Regions from separate parts of the Homo sapiens genome. Here region 1 is linked to region 2. The links are chromatin contacts, found by Hi-C in ENCODE. All regions are on one chromosome and are shown on one strand. The core of a region is the stretch at or near the end of the contact, and the rest is flanking DNA. Distances in the headings are between cores, read along the strand shown.

Region 1 (6,092 bases), core at 2,828-5,327, 720 kb after region 2:
ATTTATATGACAAAGATCAAGACATCTTCACAACAATTTTTTTGCACAATATTTAAATCACTTTACAAATTAAACAACTAATCACTTACTGTACTATTATTTGAACGATATTAGGTGAAGTATTGAAAAGTGTAGGTTGGGTGCAGTGGCTCATGCCTATAATCACAGCACTTTGGGATGCCAAGGTGGGAGGACTGCTTGAGTCCAGGAGTTCGGGACCAGCCTGGGCAATATAGTGAGAACCTGTCTGTACAAAACATTTAAAAATTAGCCAGGCATGGTGGTGCATGCCTGTAGTCCCAGCACTCAGGAGGCTGAGTTGGGAGGATGACTTAAGCCCAGGAGGTTAAGGTTGTAGTGAACTGTGATTGTACCACAGCATTCCAGCCTGGGTGACAGAGTGAGACCTGTCTCAAAAAAAAAAAAAAAGAAAAGAAAAAGGAAAAAGAAAAGTCTCAACTCTATAGTATTCATCTTCAGATGTAAAATAGTAAAAAATAATTTTGAGAATAATGGTTGTTTTTCCCAATTCTTTTTAACTCATCTGTTGAATCACTTTTCCGTTTCTCTAATATAGCTATACTAAATCAAATGAAACTTTTATCAAGTATTAAGTTATTTAAAGTCTTACCTCTAATATCCCAATCAATATGGGTTATGTAACTGGTAGCTCCTTTGCATATTCCTACTCGTTTACTACTCATTACATTGTATATATCTATAAAGCTGTCATGGGATGCTACAGCAAGATATTTCCCAGAACCTATAATAGAAACATATTTGCTTGACATTTTCTATCTTTGGAAATACTTTTTTACACTCTGCAACTAGAGTTAATTTTCCTTTTCTTTATGGAGAAATCTTAGCTGTTTCATAAATTATAATAAAACAGATGTGTTAAATAACAAATGATAACATTTTTCAAGTATATTATACTTAACAAAATAATTTTTTAGTGTAACAAATTAGTTCAGTGGGAAGCAAATGTCAAAAGCTATGTATGATGTAGTTTTGATACTTTGTATTTAACAAAACTCCCTCTAAATTTAGAAAAAAATGGAACTAAACCAACATAAGTAAATTTTGCCTTAACATTAGTAATTGCTACATTACAGTAGGTTTGTAGTAGATAATGAATACATGGAAATTAATGGAGTAAAATGAGTGCAATTTCAAAAGCATTAAGAATATAACGAAAACAGTTATCCAACCCCTTTTATATCACAAATGAGGAAACAAAAGCTCAGAGAAGCATCCTGGCTCAAGTCACACAGAAAATTTAGTAACAGAATTGGCGCTAAGACAGATATTTGCACCAATCTAACAACAGGGCTTTTACCTCTTGCTACACTGCCTCTTCTAGTAAAAAAGTTAAGTTCTGAGATAACATAACAGTTAATAAAAATTATACATTGATACATTTATACACTGCCAGACCCAAGTTAATACTCAAATACAATTTCAATGGATCTTACCAGGTGAAAATCGAATATCTGAAATCATATCTTTTCTGTGATGAAAAGACACAAGATCCTCTAGAGTATCCGCATTTGCCATTAAGAAGCTTCCATCGTTGAGACCTACGGCTAAAGCTTTACCATCAGGAGAAAAACAGCAACACCTCCCACCTGAAAGAGAAAGAGCATATTAGGCAATTTTCCCTTTTTTCTAATTTAAAGTATGGGCCAGGTGTGGTGGCTCATGCCTATAATCCAAGCACTCTGGGGAGCTGAGGCAGGAGGACTGCCCGCGGCCAGGAGGTTAAGACCAGCCCGGGCAACATAGCAAGACCCCATCTCTGCCAGTAGGCAGAGTAGGGGAAGGGGCAAGGGGCAAAGGAGAAGGGGCGAGGGGGAAGAGAGAAGAGGGAAGGGAAGACAGGTAAGTAAGTAAATAAATAGACAGGCATGGTGGCACACACCTGTAGTCCCATTTACTTAGGAAGCTGAGGCGGGAGGACTGTTTGAGCCCAGGAGGTTGAGGGTGCAGTGAGCTATGATTGCACCACTGCACTCCAGCCTGGGTTACAGAGTGAGACCTTGCCTCAAAAAAAAAAAAAATATTTGCTAAAAAGGTTGCCTCTTTATTATGGCTTCAAATCAATATTAAAAAGGAGTCGAGATACAGATTAAGTTTTCTATAGAAGTCAATGGTATGGAATTCTAAGCAGGAATGAAACTCACTTCTGAATACAACAAAAGCAAGTATGGATATTTACCTTAAAAGAAATTAAGTTGATGAAAAAGAATGAGAGATTTTAATTAACATAAAAAGCCAATGATATATGTGGAAGTTTTGCAGAGTAGGTTTTACCTTTGTAGCTTCTTTCCAAAAAAACAGAAATTTAAGAAATAAGTCATCTTTATAAAAGTAATTTTTTTTGAGATGGAATTTCTCTCTTGTTGCCCAGGGTGGAGTGCAATGGCATGATCTCAGCTCACTGCAACCTCCGCCTCCTGGGTTCAAGTGATTCTCCTGCCTCAGGCTCCCAAGTAGCTGGGATTACAGGCATGTGCCACCAGGCCTGGCTACTTTTGTATTTTTAGTAGAGATGGGGTTTCACCATGTTGGTCAGGCTGGTCCTGAACTCCTGACCTCAGGTGAACCACCTGCCTCAGACTCTCAAAGTGCTGGGATTACAGGCATGAGCCACAGCACCTGGCCTATGAAACTAAAATATTTTTAAAAATCTAATAGGCCATTATTAAAGGTAGGAAGATACATCTGTATATATACGTTTCAGAACCATATATGAAATGATATTTTTATTATTAATGATAAATTAATATCGTTCATTAATGTCATTAATGATGTTAACATTCGTAAAAATAAGGGTTAGTGCTGCATTGATAAACACAAAAAAGGGCTTACCCTAACAGCAAGGGTTGCAGCAAACATATTCAAAAGCCCTAAGGATTTTGGTATCTTGTATGAAATCTGATGAGGAAAGGACAGGGTATATACAGAATGAAAAGTTATAGCATAAGTTGAGAACAAGTAGTCATTTAATTATCAAGCATACATTGGAAATGAAGAAATCTAAGATGTGATTTCTCAGATTTGAGAGTCAAGAGATGATGATGACCTGGAGCTGGGTGGCAGCAGTGGAGGTGATAAGAGGAAGGATTTGGATATATTTCAAAGATAGAGCTGGCAGAACTTTGACCAACTGGATGTGGGGTGAAAGGCGTCAAGGGCATGGTTTTGCTTGAGTGGTGATGCCATTTACTGAGATGGGATAAACTAGAGGAGGAACCACCAGTGCTTAGTTCTGTACAAATTAAGTTAAAGATGCCTATGAGAAGTTCAAGTGAAGACATGAAGGAGACAATTTAATATATGAATCCTTTTCAGGAGCTGCATATAATGTTTGTTATATGTATATCTTTATTTGTGTATATTAACTATTTGACTTTTCTCTCCTTTTTCTCCTTCATATTTTATACAAGTTTGTTGGAGGTTAACTTTACAATTTTGTGTTAAAAGAATATTCCTTGTGTTAAAAGAATATAAGACCGTGACTAAATTTGAGAATAGCGTAGGTCTTCTCTCTTTAGGGGTGAGAACTACTTCACTTGTACCAAGGGTAGCTGCATCTCTTTGGGTAGAAACATAAGGTTAGTTCTGTGATTGTACTGAAGTTCAAATGTGTGTATAAAGGTTCATGTGGATCCTGACTAGCCAGAGGGGAAGACTGTGCTGGTTATTAATTTATTGCCTCTCAGTTCCAAATCTGCCACTTTGGGCCTCACAGACTTTTTTGCTAGCTTGCCAGTAGAGGGAGCTGGAGAGACACTACAAGGCCAAAACAGAAGTGACTCCCTTCCTCCAGTGTGCTGTTTTACTAACAGAGCCCGGGCACTGGCATGAAGGGGGCCTGATGGCATTCACCAGAGTGGCAGCCCCAACTGCCTCTTTCAGCAAGTTTCTCCACCATCACTGTAATGGCTCTAACAATTTAGCTGCAATTTGCGGACTTCAGGAAGATTCTCTGGCAGGAGTCCTCACAGTTCAATGATTTTGCCCTAGGTTAAGCTCTTCAAGCAGTGGTTCTGACCATTCAGCTCTGGCCTGCTGCCTCTGGCAAGCTTCTCCTTCACCAAGTGACTACTCTCACTGTTCCACTGAGGGCTGCACCCTCTGGCAAGCTTTTTCGCCACAAGCTCACTGAATGTTCTGGTGGCAGCCACACCATTTCCAAACAGGTCTGAATCACCTTTAACTTGTTCACTCTCCCTTAGTACTAGGGTTGCTGCTTTCTATGGTGGCTACCTCTAAGGCTTTTTCAGTAGGTAATCACTTTTTGCTAGTTAGCAATTCTTTTTATTAAATTCCCACTGTTCAAATAAGCCTTGTAGTCTCATCTTCTGACTGGACAGTGACCGACTGAATCTAAAGTGTGAGTGTACATATGAAAAGAAAAGTCCGGGGAGAAGCGCTGGAGCAGTCCTAAATGCAGAGTGCAGGAAGAAGAGATAGCACTAGCAAAGGAAACAGAAAAAGGGAGTCAGTGAAGTAGAGAGAAGAAACAGACACGCACGGGTTCCAGAGACAAGTGAATAAAGTATTTCAGAAAAAAAAAAGGGAATGATAAATTGTGTCACAAACTGCTGTGAGGTGAATACACTGAGAACCAGGAAGTGATCAACAGATTGGCAGCAGGTTAAATGGACAAGTAGGGAAAAAAGCCTAATTGGAGTGGGTTATGGAGCTACTGTCATGTGAACACACAGAGAAGGGCGCCTCAACTATTTTGAGGAGTTCTGCTACAAAAGAGGGAAGAGAAACAGAATAGTAGTGAGGTCAATTATCACAGTTCCCTGTTTTACTCAATGCTTATTCTGCTGGTTGGGTGCAGGCATAAAGCAGGTAGAAAGTTGAGTTTAAGGGAAGATTAATATAGTAAGTATCCTTTAAAATTCATAGCTGAGATCATTGAAAAATTAGAAACATTTTCTAGTTATCAAAATTAAAAGGGGAGCAGAAACCCAGAGCAAAAAAGCCACATTTGGAAGGGGAGGGGCCAAGAAAGCCAACTAGAAACAGCTGTGGTCAGAGGCTCCCACCAAGAAGACCGAAAACGGCAAGTGAATCCTGCACCAGCAACTGAGGTATCCAGGTTCTCTCATTGGGACTGACAAGGTGGTTGGCATGACCCATGGAGAGTGAGGAAAAGCAGGGTGGAGTGACAGCCCACCTGGGAGCTGCACAGGACAAGGGGAGCTCCTACTCCCAGCCAAGAGAGGCAGTGAGTGATTGTGCTATCCTGCCCGGGAAACCACACTTTTTCCATGGATCTGTGCAACTGGTGGATCAGGAGATCCCCTCCGTGAGCCCATGCCACCAGTTCCTTGAGTCCCAAGCATAGAGCTGCACAGATTCTCAGTGGCCACTTAGCTACAGACTGCCGAAGACTACCAAGTTCCTGGGGGAAGGGACGGCTGTCATCACTTTGGCTGTCTGCTGCCTCAGATGACTGAGCTCCCTGGGCGAGGGGCAGCAGACATCACTGCAGCTCCAGTCTGCCATTTCTCCTCTGATGGTGCCTGGGAAAATAGACAGTTTAGACCCAGGAGGAATTCACCACAGTGCAGCACAGAGGCTGTGGCAGATGGTGGCCAGACTGCCTCTTTAGGTCGGACCCTGACCATAACCCCTCACTGTGCGGGGCCTCCCTGCAGGAATTTCAGCAACTCCAGCCAGAGGTTTGTGGACAGAACTCTGATCTCCCAGGGACTGAGCTCCTAGAGGGGAGGGGCATCCGTGGTCTCCATGGATCAGCAGACTTAGTCTTTCCCTCTACCAGCTCTGAGGAATCTGGGCAGTCAGGACAAGTGGGATTTCCCCCAGTGTAATGCACCCCCTCTGCCAAGGGGTAGTCAGAGTGCTTCATTAAGTGGGTCCTGGATCCTGTACCTCCTGACTGGGTGAGACCACCCCAACAGGGGTTGCTAGACACCTTATACAGGGGCGTTTCCACTGGTATCAGTTCAGTGACCCTCTGGGACAGAGATCCCAGGGAAAGGAGCAGGCAGCTACCTTTACTGTTTTGCAGCCTCCACTGGTGATACCTCGAGGTGTGGGAGGGACCC
Region 2 (6,127 bases), core at 62-2,561:
GGTGTGTGTATATATAGTATATATAGATATCAAATACACACTAAGGTCAGCTAAATATATGTAACATAGTTCTCACATTGCCATCACTGTTTACTAAATAGTCACAACTATGGGCTGGGATCAAAAGAAGTATGAGACATAATCCCTACTTTAAGAGATTCCACAGTCACAGAATACTTATAGTACACAGTTCTATTTCAGGCTTTGCAGACCATTAAAAAATTACTTTCATAATCAGAGATTTCAATATCCATCTCTTAGTAATTGATAGTACAACTAGATGGACAATCAGCAAGGATATAAGAGATTTGAACAACACTACCAAACAACATGCCATCTATAAATGCCTCCATCTAGCAACAGCAGGATGCACATTCTTTTCAAGCGCACATGGAACACTGACCAAACTACACCATACTCTGATCCATAAAGCAAGTCCTCATAAATACAGGAAGATTCAAGTCACACAAAGTACTTTTTTAACCACTATAGAATTAAATCAGAAATGAATAACTGAAAACCTTCTGGAAAAGTCAAAAATATTTACAAACTATCAAATTTCTAAATAATCAATAGATCAAAGGAAAAATAAAAAGAGAAATTAGAATTTTCAGCTTTATGAAAATGAAAACACAACATATCACAATTTGTGGTATGCCACTAAAGCAATACTTAGGAGGACATTTACAGCACTAAATACCTAGATTAGAAACCAAGAAAGGATTTGAGAGTTCAGCTTCTGTCTTGAGATACTAGAAAAATAGGAGCAAATTTTAAAAGATTACAAATTGGGTTCAATGTATACTGCTCGGGGATGGGTGAACCAAAATCTCACAAATCACCACTAAAGAACTTATGTAACCAAATACCACTTGTTCCCCAAAAAACTGTGGAAATAAAATTTTTTTAAAAAGTAAAAATAAAAATAAAGAAAAAACCAAAATAGGCAAAGAAAATAATAATGAGCAAAGAAGAATTAAACAAAAACAAATTTAAAAACCACAAGAAAATAATAAAACCAAAAGCTGATTCTTCGAGAAGATCAATACAGTTGAAAAACTTCTAGCCAGACTAATAAAAAATCAGGTTAAGAGAAAACATACACTTCAACAATAAGAAAGGTGACATTACTAGAGATTAGAGATTTACCTAGGGGGAGAGGCAAGGCATGAAATAGCTTCAAACCTTTTCTTAAAGGAATTGATATTTGACACAGAGCATAGAGAGGTTTAAGACTAATGTTGTTCTAAAAAATAATGGAGGTTTTGGTGAAAAGAAAAAAGAAACCAGTGGCTTCACTATAGGCATAAGCTAAACCACAACCCTGCCTAATATCCTGTTGAGAACCACCCAGCCTAGTATCCTGTTGCTCCACTAAAAATGACAGTATCACAACACACAGTTTCTTTAATGTCCGTTGCTGACCCCCGGAAAAAAATTCAGCTTTTATACAGTCAACATTCTTTATATCTGAAGGATGAAAAACAGCACAAAAATCTTGAAAACTATGAAGTCCCAGAATCTATTGGTCTCCAGATCTTAGTGGTCATTTCTTACTTAGCAAACTGTATGAATAGACATGTTCATGTGAAAGATTACTTTGTACATTCTGTTTCTGAAACACAGAATATAGAATCCCAGAAGATTCACTCCTCTAGACTGAGTGAGGTAACGAGCTCTAATATGCAAATATGTGGATTTGAAAGCATAGTTCTGCATTTAACTGAAAAGTATCAAAAGCTTCTCAGTGAAAATAAAATTATAGATGAACAGCCTAAACATCAGTCAGATATCTGTGGTCAGAACTTTCACTCAAATTTGTTTCAGTTAGACCACAAATGTGCAGCTATGTTGGATTTGGTTTGTAGTACTAAACAAATTAATATAGGGCCTGAAGTGGTACAAAGAGAGTGTGTGCCAACAGAATATCATGAAATACAAAACCAGTGTTTGGGATTATTTTCCTTGAACACAGTAGATAAGCCAAGGTCTGAAGTCTGAAGCAGCAGTTAGGAAGGTCTCAGACCTTAAAATGTCAACTGATACGGAATTTCTCTGTATAATTACCTCCAGCCAGGTTGCTTTTTTAGCTCAAAAGAAAGATAAAGGGCGGAGTCCTATAAATAAAGGGAATGTAAACATGGAGACTGAACCAAAGGCAAGTTACGGGAAGATAAGAATATCTGAAGAGAATTCCATTCAACTTGATGATTTTACAGAAGCATATGAAAGTGGACAAAACCAAGCATATTCTCTTGAACATTTTAGTCCTGTTTTTCCTAAAACAGAAAATAGCCACATTCACATAAACTCTGACAAAGGTCCTGAAGAAAATACAGGATCTCAAGAACTTTTCAGTTCTGAAGATGAACTGCCACCAAATGAGATACGTATTGAGTTGTGTAGCTCAGGAATACTGTGTTCCCAACTAAACACCTTCCACAAAAGTGCTATTAAAAGAAGCTGCACCTCTGAAGATAAAGTGGGCCAGTCTGAAGCTCTATCTAGAGTCCTTCAAGTAGCTAAGAAAATGAAGTTGATTTCTAATGCAGGAGATTCTGTTGTAGAAATGGATCAGAGGAATGTGTCTGAATTTAAGGGTATTAAAAAAAGTCATTAATAAAAAACTGTGATTCTAAAAGCCAGAAGTATGATTGTTTAGTCATGGTGCTATCTCCATGTCATGTGAAGGAAATAAACATAAAATTCGGACCAAATTCTGGCTCTAAAGTGCCTTTAGCAACAGTTACAGTAATTGATCAATCAGAAACTAAGAAGGTTTTTCTGTAGAGGACTGCAGCATTTTGGGCATATACAGTGTTTCTTGGAGATATAATTTTACTCGCAGATGTTGTTATTCATGAGGACCAATGGGTTGGCGAGACAGTACTACAATCAACATTTAGCAGTCAGTTATTAAATCTTGGGAGTTATTCATCTATTCAGCCTGAAGAATATTCCAGTGTAGTTAGTGATGTTGTACTTCAAGACCTACTGGCACAGGTGTCCTCAAAACATTCCTACCTCAGAGATCTTCCTCCGAGGCAGCCTCAGAGGGTGAACAGTATAGACTTTATAGAATTGGAGCACCTTCAGCCTGATGTATTAGTCCACACAATACTAAGAGTTGTTGATTTCACTATACTGACAGAGGCAGTATACAGTTATAGAGGACAGAAGCAGAAAAAGTTATGTTAACAGTGGAACAGGCCCAAGATCAACATTATGTGCTTGTATTATGGAGTCCTGGAGCAGCCTGGTACCCTCAACTGCAAAGGAAAAAAGGTTATATTTGGGAATTTAAATATCTTTTTGTTCAGCGCAATTACACACTAGAAAACCTAAAATCGCATACAATGCCTTGGTCATCCTGTGAGTGCTTGTTTGATGATGATGTAAGGGCAATTACATTTAAAGCAAAATTTCAAAAAAGTGCACCTTCCTTTTGGAAGATATCAGACTTAGCAACCCACCTAGAGGATAAATGTTCAGGAGTGGTTCTAATTAAAGCCCAGATTTCAGAGCTGTCATTTCCTATTACGGCAGCTCAGAAGATAGCTCTAAATGCTCACAGTTCTCTGAAGAGTATTTCTTTTCTTCTCTTCCCAACATCATATATACTGGCTGCGCAAAATATGGATTGGAACTAGAAACAGATAAGAACAGGATCTACAAACAATGTTTTAGCTGCTTGCCATTTACTATGAAGAAAATATACTATAGGCCAGCTTTAATGACTGTAGTTGATGGAAGACATGATGTTTACATCCGTGTAGACTCAAAGCTGATAGAGAAGATTCTTCTCAACATTTTTGCAGACTGCCTCAACAGAGTGATAGTTACTTCCTCAGAGATCACCTATGGGATGGTCATGGCAGACCTGTTACACTCCTTGTCGGCAGTCAGCGCAGAACCTTGTGTATCAAAGATTCAGAGCCTTTTTGTGTTAGATGAAAGCAGCTATCCATTACAACAAGATTTCTCCCTCCTGGATTTTTATCCTGACACTGTAAAGCATGGAGCCGATGCCCTTTTCTGAGGCCAGAGGAAGAAATGGCAGGCATTTCAAGGAAGAAGTACTGAAATGATTTGTCTTTTGAAGTAAATAAACGATAGGGTTTTTGCTTTGGATTTTTTATTAAATACATTTTACAAAGAGAATTTCAATTAAAACTTTTTTCTAAGAAAATCCTGTGAGGTTTAAAAAGATTATTTTTGTTTTTTGGTTTCTTCCTTTCTTCTGGAGAAATGATCTACCAGTCAAGGCAATATGTAGCAGATCCCTGGGAATTAAAGGTTTGCCCATTTGTTCACTGTATTTAGTCCCTGCTACGTTCCAGGCATTGTACTAAGTATGAGGAACCACAGGGAAGACATTCCCTCAGAAACTGCTGCAGTGCTTTTACTTATCCCTACCTAAAAACCGTCAATGTGAAATCATTTCCTTGATTACAACTATACATGATAATGGATTAGTTTATATAAACCTCTGTTTAGACAAGTTCAAGACAAGCGTGTCTTTCTATAAAAAGCATTGAAAACGAAGGAAATGAGATCATGTTTCAATTTATTAAAGCGGGGAAGAGCGTTCTGTGGTTAGTTCGTGTCTAGGATTTGAGTGCCTTACTGAATGTATTTAGCAAACATGTAGCAATCTGTTCTCTCACTGTGATTGTAGAAGAAGCTCATGTAAAATGATAGTCATTAATGAGGAAGTATAGAGTGGTACTTATTCTGTAAGTTCAGAGTATGCCGAGTATTAATAGATTATCATACTGCCTGAAAATAAATTTATGATGAAATGAAAAAAAAAAGTGACAGTTTAAAAAAAAAAATCTCCTGTGGTCAGAAGAAAACTAAAACACTAACTTCAAACCACCCCTGAAAATGAGCTGGAATTTAATTGGATCAGTCTTTGGAACAATTTAAGTCCCCAGGGCATTGTTTAAAACAATACAGAAATCCACCAGCAATTAGTGTAACTTACAGTGAGGTGTGATCAAGGAACCAGACAGAGTCCTGGAAAAACAAATCCCAGGGTGACTGTGGATATGCCCAAAACCACATTCTCCAAGGAGCAACATTTCAGGCTTTACAGTGTGTGGAGGGGAAGAAGGAGGGAACAGAGTTAACTAAAATACTCCAGCAAATCACTAAGTAAATAAATAAACAACAACAAGCCTCAAGGGGGAGAGGATCAATGCCCAGAGTTGATAGCATATATTATATACGAGTTGCTACCATATATTATATATAAGGTCCAGTTTCCAACAACACACACAAAAAATGAGACATTCAAAGAAATAGGCATTATTTCATTCTTTCTATGCTGAAGAGTATTTCATGATGTGTGTGTGTATATGTATATACATACACCATATATATATACACGCACCATATATATATATATACACACACACCATATATATACACACACACACACACACACACACACACCATATATATATGGTATATATATATTTCCTTTATCCACTCATCAGTTGATGGGCACTTAGGTTGATTCCATATGTTTCAATTGTGAATTGTGCTACATAAACATATGTGTGCAGGTGACTTTCTGATACAGTGACTTCTTTTCTTTTGGGTAGATATCCAGTAGTAGGATTGCAGGAATGAATGGCAGATCAATCAATTTAGTTCTTTGATAAATCTCCACATTGTTTTCCATATAGGTTGTACTAACTTCATTCTCACCAGCAGTGGATAAGCATTCTCTTTTCACCACATGTATGCCAACATCTATTGTTTTTTGATGTTTCTTAATGGCCATTCTGGCTGGAGTAAGGTGGTATCTCGTTGTGGTTCTAATTTGCATTTCTCTGATGATTAGTGATGTTGAGCATTTTTTTTAACTGTTTTTCTGGCTATAGACATATCTTCTTTTAAGAAATGTCTATTCATGTCACCTGCCACTTTTTAATGGGATTTGTGTTTTTCTTGCTGGTTTGAGTTCCTTATAGATTCTGGATGCTAGTCTTTTGTCAGATGCATAATTTGTAAATGTCTTCTCCCATTCTGTGGGTTGTCTGTTTACTCCAATGATTCTTTGCTTTGCAGAAGCTTTTTAGTTTAATTAGGTCCCATTTATTTATTTTGGTTTTGTTGC

Evidence for each region. A loop is a pair of places that touch in the nucleus more often than their neighbours do. Pooled maps may share reads with other maps.
Region 1: a pooled map shows a loop between it and region 2 (3-fold over the local background). The contact joins two enhancer-like sites. A Hi-C loop is called at or near these places in 2 of 37 single-sample maps with no recorded cell type and 8 of 50 pooled maps.

Annotation. Positions count from the first base shown.
Region 1 is chr14:88,663,862-88,669,953 of GRCh38, forward strand. EML5 (EMAP like 5) reads right to left here. Exons shown (of 44, transcript NM_183387.3): 22 at 1,476-1,628; 23 at 632-763. Among named protein-coding and RNA genes, the nearest start is that of ZC3H14, 100 kb to the left of the region's middle. RefSeq lists an enhancer at 4,534-4,713. Within about 2 kb of position 4,078, at least 6 of the 41 ENCODE cell types and tissues checked have a DNase peak (open chromatin) inside an H3K27ac peak, as active enhancers do.
Region 2 is chr14:87,951,165-87,957,291 of GRCh38, forward strand. All of the region lies in intron 10 of GALC (galactosylceramidase), which reads right to left. It also overlaps the pseudogene SHLD2P2. Among named protein-coding and RNA genes, the nearest start is that of GALC, 39 kb to the right of the region's middle. RefSeq lists an enhancer at 4,026-4,195. Within about 2 kb of position 1,312, at least 4 of the 41 ENCODE cell types and tissues checked have a DNase peak (open chromatin) inside an H3K27ac peak, as active enhancers do.